2 separate regions of the Homo sapiens genome follow, and region 1 is linked to region 2. Evidence: chromatin contacts called from ENCODE Hi-C or POLR2A ChIA-PET data. All regions are on one chromosome and are shown on one strand. The core of a region is the stretch at or near the end of the contact, and the rest is flanking DNA. Distances in the headings are between cores, read along the strand shown.

What was found. Hi-C counts contacts between places; a loop is a spot of excess contacts on that map. ChIA-PET counts read pairs that join two places held with the same protein, here RNA polymerase II (POLR2A). Pooled maps may share reads with other maps.
Region 1: a loop to region 2 is called in a map of gastrocnemius medialis, with 2.5 times the contacts of the local background. The contact joins the promoter of LDB3 here to the promoter of BMPR1A in region 2. A Hi-C loop is called at or near these places in 1 of 168 maps with a recorded cell type or tissue (gastrocnemius medialis) and 1 of 50 pooled maps. POLR2A ChIA-PET finds 5 or more read pairs at or near these places in 4 of 52 experiments (AG04450, H1, Panc1 and 1 more).

The regions. Positions count from the first base shown.
Region 1 is chr10:86,667,172-86,672,682 of GRCh38, reverse strand. It overlaps LDB3 (LIM domain binding 3), which reads right to left and starts at 4,172. Exons shown (of 14, transcript NM_007078.3): 1 at 4,113-4,172; 2 at 3,899-4,014. The coding sequence starts at 3,991. RefSeq lists an enhancer at 3,992-4,041.
Region 2 is chr10:86,753,934-86,759,050 of GRCh38, reverse strand. It overlaps BMPR1A (bone morphogenetic protein receptor type 1A), which reads right to left and starts at 2,432. Exons shown (of 13, transcript NM_004329.3): 1 at 2,132-2,432. RefSeq lists a silencer at 1,950-2,919.

The DNA of each region.
Region 1 (5,511 bases), core at 2,923-5,422, 88 kb after region 2:
CCAGCTGTGAGCCTCTGAGCCTCTGGCCGTTTATCTTCCCCTGTTGATAGATGTTGCAGGGAGGCCCCTGCCAGCCCCACTGAAGCCCTCGGAGGCTTGCCTGACCTTCAGTGCGGCTATAAACAGCACGGCCTGTCAGCACTGCTAAGAGCTGCCCAAGAAACAGCACTGCGTGCTCCAGCGGCCCCGAAATTCCAGGAATTGCCGGCACAGCTACCCCAGAATAGTCTCAGCCTGTCCCCCTTCCTCTCCCCAGAGACCCTCTGTCCTCAGCATGTTCCCACCACAGCTGGGAGAGTCTGATAAATACTGGAACCGAAACCCACAGAGAAGAGGCCTCTGAGCTGGTGCTCCAGGTGAGCCTGCAGGCGGGGTGGCTGAGACCCTAGGAAGAGAGGGTTTCCAGTAGACAGGCAGGCCCCTCCTGGGCCCAGGCTCAGCCCCCGACTCCACCAGTCTCACAACCAGTCCCAGTAGACAACAGGTGGAAAGTTTTCACAAGTGCCTGTTAGAAAGAGCTCTCACAGGTGTGGAAGGCATCATTTTATTTGTTTATTTATTTATTTATTTTTAAGATGGAGTCTCACTCTGCCCCCAGAATGGAGTGCAGTGGTGCGATCTCAGCTCACTGCAACCTCTGCCTCCTGGGTTCAAGCTGTTCTCCTGCCTCAGCCTCTTGAGTAGCTGGGATCACAAGCATGTACCACCACACCTGGCTAATTTTTGTATTTTTAGTGGAGACAGGGTTTCACCATGTTGGCCAGGCTGGTCTCAAACTCCTGACCTCAAGTGGTCTGCCCCCTCGGCCTCCCAAAGTGCTGGGATTACAGGCATGAGGCACCGCGCCCAGCCTGCTATCCCCATTTTAAGGGTGAGAAAAACTGAGGCCGAGCAGGTAAACAGACTTCTGAGGTGACACAGCTGAGAGCAGCAGAGCCTAACAAAGCATACTCCTCTTCCCCAAGGCGGAGGCATGAGAGGCATGAAGAGGTGAGACCCCAGACCACAGCCCCAGCCTCTGGCCAGCTGCCAGGGCAGAGGCCTTTGGAGCTGCTCCCTCTCTGGGCTGCTCCCCCTTCTCCACTTCCTGGAGAACTGGCTGGGGTGGGGTGAAAGGGCAGCTCATGTTGCAGGCCCAGCCACACCTGTCCAGGATAAATAAAGGCATTTCCCCGCCACCCTCCTTTCCCAGTCTCCCTCTTGAACTCCCTTCTCTGTGGGTCTGCAAGCAGAGACCCTATGAAGGGATGCCTTGAGGGGCTGCTGCTGCCCCAAAGTTGCTGCCATGAGCCCCCGGGAGCCACCACCCAGCCTGCAGGTGGCCTGTGTCCTTCCAGGAGGAGCTGCAGCACACACCTGCAGCTGAGAGGGGACAGACCCTCCCCAGTGCCTCTCTATTAGTCCCAGTTAGAGGGGTGAGCAAGCCAGCATGGGAGTTAGGGGTGACAGGATACAGGAGATCCACCCATGGACATCCCTGTCCTGTGAGCAGACTCGAGCCTCAGTTTGCCAGGCTCTGAAGCGAGGTAACGATCCCAGCCTCGCCTGCCTGCCCACCCCACAGGGTCACACACTCTTGCCTCTGGTGCCCTATGGCACAGGCTCAGGTCCTGGCTGGGGTGGGAGTGGGGTTCCTCCAGAGAGCTCTGGCCATGCCTCCCCCGTAGGGGGATGTCCCTGGTGCAGAAGGGCCCTGCGAGCCCCGGCAGTAAATCCTACAGCCCTGGTGGGATGGCAGGGCTGTGTCCACAAGGCCTGCCCTGCCAGCGGCACTGAACCAGGACACAAGCCCAGGCTATCAGCAGCCTACCACCAAAATTTCTCAAGAGGCTCCGAGCCCTGGGGAAGGCTCCAGTACCCAGTCCAGCCTGCTCCGCGGCTTAGGTGATTTGGGGTATGCCCCTAAAGGAAGCCGAGAGGCCATATCATGCCCATCCCCCGGTGCCCTGCCCGAGCTTCGGGTTCTATTTTTAGAAGTCCCCACAGTCATTGGATCCAGCACATCCCTGCATACCCCCTCCCCAGAGTAAGGACATTCCTCCTGCTATCTAGCTTAAGGCTTCTGGGCTGCCATTTAAGCCCCTGGCTGGCCGGGGCCAGGTGGCACATAGACCCTGGGTGAGGTCATTGGCTATCCTGAGTGCCACTGAGCCCAGTGGCCAATTTGCACCCATAGGGATAGGGCAGGGAGCACCAGCAGGAGGCCTCGAGATGGTGGAGCTGGGGGAGATGTGGGCTCAGTCCCAGGCAGGGGAGGCCACAGGGCCCATGAGAGAGCACACAGAGGCTCCACCTTATACAGGAAGGAGTCCTGCAAGCATGGGGGTGGGGAGCTGTGGGAAAGGGCAGTGGGAAATCCACTGGGGCTCACATGCTCACAGGTCACCACCTCATGCAAAGTGTGCAAGGCTGTGGGTGCCCAGGACCCTGTGGTCTCCAGGGCAGTAGATCTGGAGGGGTGGAATCTCCAGGTTAGAACAAGCCACATCTGCAACTGAAGGATGGAGGTCAGGGCCTGTTCCCTGCACCAGAGCCAGGCCAGCACCCCTCCTGTAAGCATGTGGCCTCTATGGCTATTATAAGGCTCTCACGGCATCCCTGGGTGGGGCTTCTACTTCTGGGGTCCCCTCAAGTACCCGTGGAACAAAAAAAAGATTACTCCTCCACTGGGGGCATTGGCTCCTGACCCGCTGCCCAGGTTCCCTGGCCCCTCTGCCAAGCCCCTTCAGGCCTTGCCCACTTCAGTGCTTCCCCTCCAACCCCTTCCTCCAGCCCCCAGGCCCAAGGCAAGTCCTTAAGGCCCCAGAGAAGAAACTGTCCCCTTGTTCCCCTGGTGGGCAGTAGCCCAGATACCCCTGCCTACCTACCACCCTCCAGTGACAGACTGGGGGCCTCCCCCTCTGGCCTTGTGCCCGGAACAGCACGGTCAGGGGCTCAGCCACCAGGCAGGGTTGTCCTTGCCCTGTATGCCTCACAGTTCGCCCTGAGCCTTGGGGCCTTCAGCCCTGGGTCTACCAGTGCCTTGCTGGGGAGTCTCTTTGTTTGACAGAAACTGACGGAGTGCCTACTACGGTCTGGGGGCTGTTCCCCCATCAGTCCCTGCTCCTGGAGTGCTTCCTCAGGAGCATGGCTAACTTTCTGCCTCTCTGGTGTTGCTGTCTCCAGCCAGGCGGTAGAGTTACTCAGACAACCCCTGATGTTCTGTGTCATCTGCATCAGGCCATGCTGCTCCCCATCACAGACACTGCAGGATAGGGGGCCATCTCACCAGGCCCCAGCACTTGTGGGGAACAAGACCTGAGACAGACAAAGCAGCCATGGTGAATGGGGAGAAGCGCCCAGCCCCATGAGCCAGGGTCTTGGTGTCTCAAGTTTGGGATGGAGCAGGTGCCCAGTACTCAGTCCAGCCCAGCCCCACACTCTGACAGCTGGGCAGCCAAGGTCAACCGTCTGTCTGTCCATCTATCCAACTGCCCATCACCTGCCCTCTCCATGCTGGGAATACTCCCTTCCCAAAGCAGCTGCCCATATCTAGGGAAATGCTCAAGGCTTGGGGGCACCCTGAGCCCACTCTAACAGTAAAGGGATCAGGAAGGTGCTGTACTCTCTGTCCAGCTACCTGCCTGCCTGCCTGCCTGCCTGCCTGAAAACTCAGCATTTTCTTCTCTGCTAAAAACACCTACCACCTGCTCATGATGTCTCACATGCATAACAGGCCGGCGCGCTCCAGTGAGCAAACAGCTGTGGCTGAGACCAGAGGACCAGGCCAGTCCCAGGGGATGGGGCATGCTCTGCTTTCTGAGAGGCTCAGAAAGGACAGACAGACAGACGGACACACATGCCCTCCTCCAAGCGTGCCTGCCCCATCGGGTGCCAGGCTGTGGCAGGGTGCACTCACCCGGGAGATAGTGAGGGGCATGTTGAAGTCCTTGCCCCCCTGCAGACGGAAGCCCCAGGGCCCGGGCCCAGTCAGGGTCACACTGTAAGACATGCTGGTGCTGTCAGCGGCCGCCTCTGCAGACAAAGGGTAGAGAGGGTTGAGTGAGAGGGCACTCAGGCACTCCGCCTGCCCGGTCCACACCTCTGCCCCTGCCCCTGACCCCCAGCCTTGCCTGTTCTGTCCCTTGCTGCCCAGCCGGGCTGCGTGGAGCTCTTGAGAGGCTCCTAAGAATAGCTGGGAGCGAATGCCATCGACACTGATATCTGCCTTCGGCTGCGCCCATAAATGGACTGTAACCCTACACTGTGCCTGCCAGCCTGCCGCCTCCCAGCCGGTCCACCATGACTCACACGGCTAATATAGCCCCTGGGGAGGGGTGTCCGGCACCCAGCACCCCCCAGGGGGGAGGAAGGGGAACTGGCCTGGTTGGTGAGAATGCTCTGGTCTCCTTGCTCCTGTGTCCTCTGGAGAGCGTAGACACTCGCTCTTCCTGCCCAGTGGTACCCATCCTCTTGCTCAGAAGACCAGGGGCTGAGCTCCCTTGGGTAGGGGCTTTGCTGCCGTGTGGTCCCTGGCCAGGATTCTGGGGTTGTGCTTTATCCAGTATGGGGCCCTGGAGGTGCCTTGGCTTGAGCTGAGCCTCCAGCTGGTCTGTGACTGGCCCAGGGTTGTCCAGCCATAAAAACGATCATCATAACAGCAGCTCTGGGCATAGCCAACCTCAGTATGGGCCCTTCACTCCCTGGGATCCTGAGAAGCTGCCACCTGGGCCCGCAGGAGACAAAGCTCAGGGAGGTTAAATGACTTCTCCAAGGTCACACAAGGAGTGGACCCAGGTCACACTGGAGCCTGGGCTGATTCCTACAGAATGCATGCCAGATAATGGGCTCCCAGTAGCCACAGAAGCCTCCCAAAGCCCTGGTCCTGGGCAGCTGGCCCTCTGCCTGCACCCCTTGGCATAGGGTCTGAAAGCAGGTCTGAGGCAGGCCCATCCCCTCCAGACCCTCTGGGGGCCCAGCCAGTTATTCCTGGCTCTCCTGTCTTTGTGCTCTGGAAAACTTGACGGCAGCATGGAAAGCTCCAGCTGCCAGTGCCACACGCCAGGCCCCGTGCCCTTTGCGCAGGAATGGCAGGGGGCAGGGAGAAGGGAGGAGACGCCATTTGCTCAGCTGCTAGACACAGGGCCAGGAGGGGCAGGGAGGGGGAAGCACGTGTGGCATGTTCAGCCTGTACCCCAGAGACAGTGTGTTCTGGATGGGGGCCTCAGCACCTTGGGACTTCTGCCAGTGCGGTCTTTGGGCCAACCCCTTCCCCAAGAAAGACCTCAGGCCCCTATGTGGTCTGGAGATAGATCAAGGCCCACCCTGGCTCCTTGGTTGGAGAAACTGAGGCTCAGGGGAGGCAACTGGGTTGGCTGCTTGCTGGCCCTCTTGGAGGGGTCTGGCTTGGACCCTGAGGAGTCAGTAGAGGCCTGGGTGTGAGTCATTTCTCAGCTTCTAGCCTCACTCCTGGGGCCTGGCACATGCAAGGTACAAGGTAGGATCACCCATATTACGGGGTTGTTTTGTCAC
Region 2 (5,117 bases), core at 1,183-3,682:
ACCTTAATTAAAATCACAATTATATTTAACTAGAGACTTTATTTTTCAATAAGTATTTCCCCACTAGACTTTAAGCTCCATGAGGGAAGGATCTGTTGTATCTTACTGCCTTGGACCCTGTGTTAGAATACAGCGAGTATAGATGAATGAAACCCAAGGAGAGGCATCTGAAAATGTGAAGTCGATGTTAAATCTTACAGAAAACTCAAGGAGAGGACTTAGAAAAAGGTAGTTAAATGTGTTGATTAGGTTATAGTTCCTTGTGAAGGTGAAATCCAGATAACAAGGGGTTAAGAAATGAGTGGCTAGCCACCAACCAGGCAAAGGCAGGAAAAGCAGACTACACTTGGCAATCTCTAGAGATGGATTGTGAATGACTAAATTTTAATTTCAATGTTGCGCTAGTTCGCAATTAACAACCATGTGTTACTTTTATTACGAACAAGCTTTTTAAAATGTTAATAAGATTTGAAAAGGAAAAGCAGCAACAAGACAGCTTGAAGGAGTAGCAGACTTAAGAAAAGGTTTTTGTAAACTGAAAAAATCTTAAGAACATTTGTACTTTAAAGAACCCAAATACGACAGAGAAAATAACTCACGCTCCACTAAGCAGGAAAATTAGAAGGAAAGGAAAAAAACCCCAAGGTGTTAACTAATAAGAAAGACAAAAAAAAAAAAAAAAATTCTCCCTCTTTGACGGAAGGTTAAGAAGCCAGTAACAGAAGGAATTTAATGAAGGAGCTCCTGCTAAGTGCCTCAACCTCTTCTGTAAAGGGTGGGGAGAAGTGAAGAAAGTAGAAAAAGTTTAAAGTGGGCTCCACGGAAAATGGAGGAAAAATTAAACAAGAACTGAGTCTGGTTCTACTAAAAACGCATTCTACATTTCAATCGGCCTTTCATACACTCACCCCATTCCTAGATCAGAGAATTGCCCATATTTTAGCTTCAAATTTAAAAATCTAAATAATTCTGGTTCACATTCTTTATTTCAACAACTGAAAACAATGAGACGCATTAAGTTACACTCTAATTCAAAGTTTAACTCCTCTCACAAGTAAATACAATAAAGTAGTTGTTTTCAACTCCAGCAACAAAATAGCGATAATTTCAAGTAAGAGTAACTGAAAAATGTTCCTAAACGTAAAAGTGTTTGCAAACAGTTTTGGTTTTTTTTCTTCCTAATTCGTTTGCCAGAATACGATGTTCCTGGGTTCAAATCCCAGCTCCCTTAGACAAGTTAGTTAACCTCTTTGCGACTCGGTTTCTTCCCCTAAAACAATGAGGAATACAATAAACCAGAATCGTTGTAAGGATTAAATGACGTAACACAGGTGCCAAGTTCATACTATGTACTCTGAACAGTTTGTTAACCGCTTAAAAGAGAAAACCTGCAGGAGTTTGACCAAATTAAAACATCTGAGAGCATGAAAGAGTACCACGCTCAAACGCCAGACCCTAACACACAGCATATTATTTTTCTTCCCTGACGCAAGCTCATTTTTTTTTCCTTGCCAAATCTTTCCACTAGGAGTCTGGAAAGAGAAAAAAGGGTCCAGGCAATCCAGCAGAAAGTTTTCCAAAACTGAAGTACGGAATCACCAGGCCACGGAGCGGAGGCCGCGCAGGACAACAGGTGAAGCAGCTCCGGGAGCTCGGGGGCCAGGGCCCCTTCCCGCGGGGACTCGGGGGCGGGCCGGCTGCTCCTCTCACTCGACCCCCGCCCGAAACTCATTTTGTTCTCCCCTGTTCCTCCCCACAGCGTCCGGAGCCAAATCACAAATATCAGCCTCGCCGCTCCGGGGCGGGGAGGTGAGCGCCTTTCCCATTTAAGGATTCCAGAAGCGTCCCCGGAGCGACTTTCGCCCACTCCGCATCCCCAAACTCGGCCTGCAACCCGCGAGTGGGAGACAAAAGAGGGGCCGGCGGGGGACGCGGCGCGGGGTGCCGTGGGTCTCTGGCTGGGCGGTCCCGGCCCAGCGCGCGCCGAGGCCTGCGGAGCTGCCGGGGCCGGGCCGGGCAGCCCCTGGCTCCGGCCACCGCGCGCCCAGCTGCCTCTGCAGCCTCGCCCGAGCCCCTCTGGCCTCCCCGCTGCGGCCAGCCCCTCCGGTCCGCACGCGCACTCCCAACTCACCCGGACCCCAGGGAACGCATCCTCCAGCCCTCGGCGCGGAGCGGGTGGGCGCGGCGAGCCGCCGGGGCGAAGTGGGGCCCGAATCGGCCTTCGCCCTTGGCGTGCAGCGGCCCCGACCCGGTCGCCCCTCGATCGGGCCGTGCGATCTTCGCCGCGCGCGGACGGACGCGCCGAGCCTAAGCCTTCCTGCCCGCCCTTGGCCCTCCTCCCTCCTCGCTCCTGCCTCCTCCCTTCTCCTTCGCCAAGCCCGGCAGGCGGATTCCAATCTCTGCAGCGGCCGCCGCCACCGCCGCCGACTCTTGCCAGGAGGGGAGGGGGCGGCGCGGGTGCGGGGGCCTGGGGGAGGGGCGGGCGTCCGCGGGCCTTGCACGGCGCGCGCGCACTGGGAAGGCCCCCGCCCGCGCCGCGCGCACCCGACCACGGGCGCCTGCCCCGCCCCGCCCCGGACACGAAAAGAGCCGAGCGCACGGCGGAAGCGCCCGAAGAGTTCGCGGAGCCCGGCGCCCAGTTGCCGGGGAGGAGGGCCAGCCGCCGGCAAGGGGGCGCCGAGCTGCTGGTGCGGGCGGGAGTCGGGGCTGCTCCTCCGCGCGGGCCCGCCGGCCCCTCCCCACAAGCCAGCCCCACAGCTGCCGCCCGGGTAGCTTCCCGCAGACGCCGTAGGTAGCACGCGATGGAACGCGGCGGAGGGGAGCGTGGACACGGCTGCCGGGCGCTGCGGCCATCGGCGCCCTGGACGCCCGCTCCGGCCTTCGGGGCCGGATATCCCCACTCTCGCGGGCTCTTTCGCGTGGACCCCTCCTCCGGCCGACACTCACACTGCGGTGAACGCCAGTCAGCTGGCGTGAAATAAGGTCGCTGGGAAGGCACCAAGTCACCAAGGTGGGGGATGGCCAGGTCGTGGTAGTTGCGACAAAGAAAAATATAAGTCACATTGCATTTGTTTCTCGCCCACCCACCGCTCCCGGCGTCTCTTCCCGGGCTCCTTGCCAGCGTGCCGAGGCGCAGGCAGGGTGATGGAGGCTCCCCGGCCGGGAGGATCTGCCGGGGAGAGCGGCTTCCCTCATCGATTCGGGAGCGCCAGGCCCGGCGCGCCCGGGCTCCTGTGACCTGCGAGCCCGCGAATTCCAGCGGCATAAGATAAGGAGCGGCGAGGGCCCAACAGGACTGAGGTCAGCCAGCTATAAATACGCCTCCAGCTCCACCGCGGGCTCACGCTGGTGACCTCGTGTACCCTCCGGAGGCTCATTCCGTCCATTTGGAAAATGCAAATAATTGTCACCACCTCTTTTCTTCCATTTCCCCTCATTCATGGTGGAAAATGCTTTTAAAAGTATTCGATGACCCGTATGTGAGGAAAGAGGAGATAGGCCCCTTTTTCACCAAATGTGACTTTAACCTCCTTAGTAATCCAAGAAATGTATCAAGTTTAAGTCACTTAACAAAAGATGTTCTTTTAAAGGTGCATTTTAAAAAATCACTTTTAAAACTGGGTAAACTGGGTAAAAAGAAAGGGGGAAGGAAAACAATGTGCCAGGCATTTGTATTGACACACATTCTTGCCTGAAGAGGTGTTTAGATTCCAGGGTATTCCCTTATATTCTGGTATAAATGTTTGAATTCCCGTGTATTTTGTTTCAATTTTTTGGTTTATCTTTTATTCTGTCTCCCTTTTCTTCTTTTACCCGCCTTTGCCCTTAATGCTGCAGATAGCCTCTGTCATTCTGAATTATTTTTCAATTCTGTTTTCTTCCCTAATCTTTTTTTCTGGGCTCTTCAGCTGTCTCAGGTTTGACAGTCATGGGTTGTAGTATCTTGCTATGCAGGAAGAAGAGGATACGTGAGATTACTTGCATCAACTAAAATTGGTCACTTTTCTTTCTCAAGTTTCCTTCATAATACCCAGTTTTAGTTTTTTTGTTTTTTGGGGTTTTTTTGTTCTTTTTTTTTTGAGACGGAGTCTCGCTCTGTCGCCCAGGCTGAAGTGCAGTGGCGCCATCTCGGCTCACTGCAAGCTCCGCCTCCTGGGTTCACGCCATTCTCCTGCCTCAGCCTCCTGAGCAGCTGGGACTACAGGCGCCCGCCACCACGCCCGGCTAACTTTTTGTATTTTTAGTACAGACGGGGTGTCACCGTGTTAATAGGTGTTCTCGATCTCCTGACCTCGTGATCCTCCCGCCTCGGCCTCCCAAAGTGCTGGGATTACAAGCGTGAGCCACTGCGCCCAGCCCCAGCTTTAGTTCTAAAGGAAAAGATGGGCCTTTTGCTTAAGGAGATTCACATTGATTGGTCAAAGCTCTCATTGACGTATGCTGAGCAATGTGTCGGCAGAGAAAACCATGGCAAGCGTGTTATTATGCTCTTTATAGTCTAGTTGGATTTTTAGACATATGAATTGGTCTATAAAATAGACAACAATCTCAGGTGGGAACCTTAGTACATCAAGTTTCTGAAATGTACAAATGAGTATTCCCTGGCTTGTGTTATCTGCCACTGTAGAAATGAGAGCAAAATTGAAGCATCAAATTTTAAGTCGTGATATGTTTGCTTCTCTGCAAAAGACTCTCCTTTTCAAATCTTCAGGAATTTTTCGCTCTCCTTTGATAAGGCCCAGCTAGTACCCAGGCTTCAATCCTCAGCGCCCTGGCTACCAGCAGCTAGTGGGGCATGCTGTTCTCCCTGGCTACTGGCATGTTTATGCATGCCAGCCCGTTTCTCCGGTCTGTCTGCCCAGGGAGACATCTGGACACGTGTGTTCTGGCCCCCAAACTCAAAAGCAACATCTCGGGATCCACAGTTAACATTCCGTAATGTGTTGGTATTCCTTTAAGTGGGTTACTAGAATAGGCTGGAAATGGTCTTTTCTTCTGTCCAGGTAGGTCACAAGAGAGGTAGTTGTTACATGCCCAAAGCAGCATTCATTAATTACATCGTGCATTTAGTTATTTGTTTGTGGTCTGAGCCCCTCTGCTCCACTAGAATATAAACT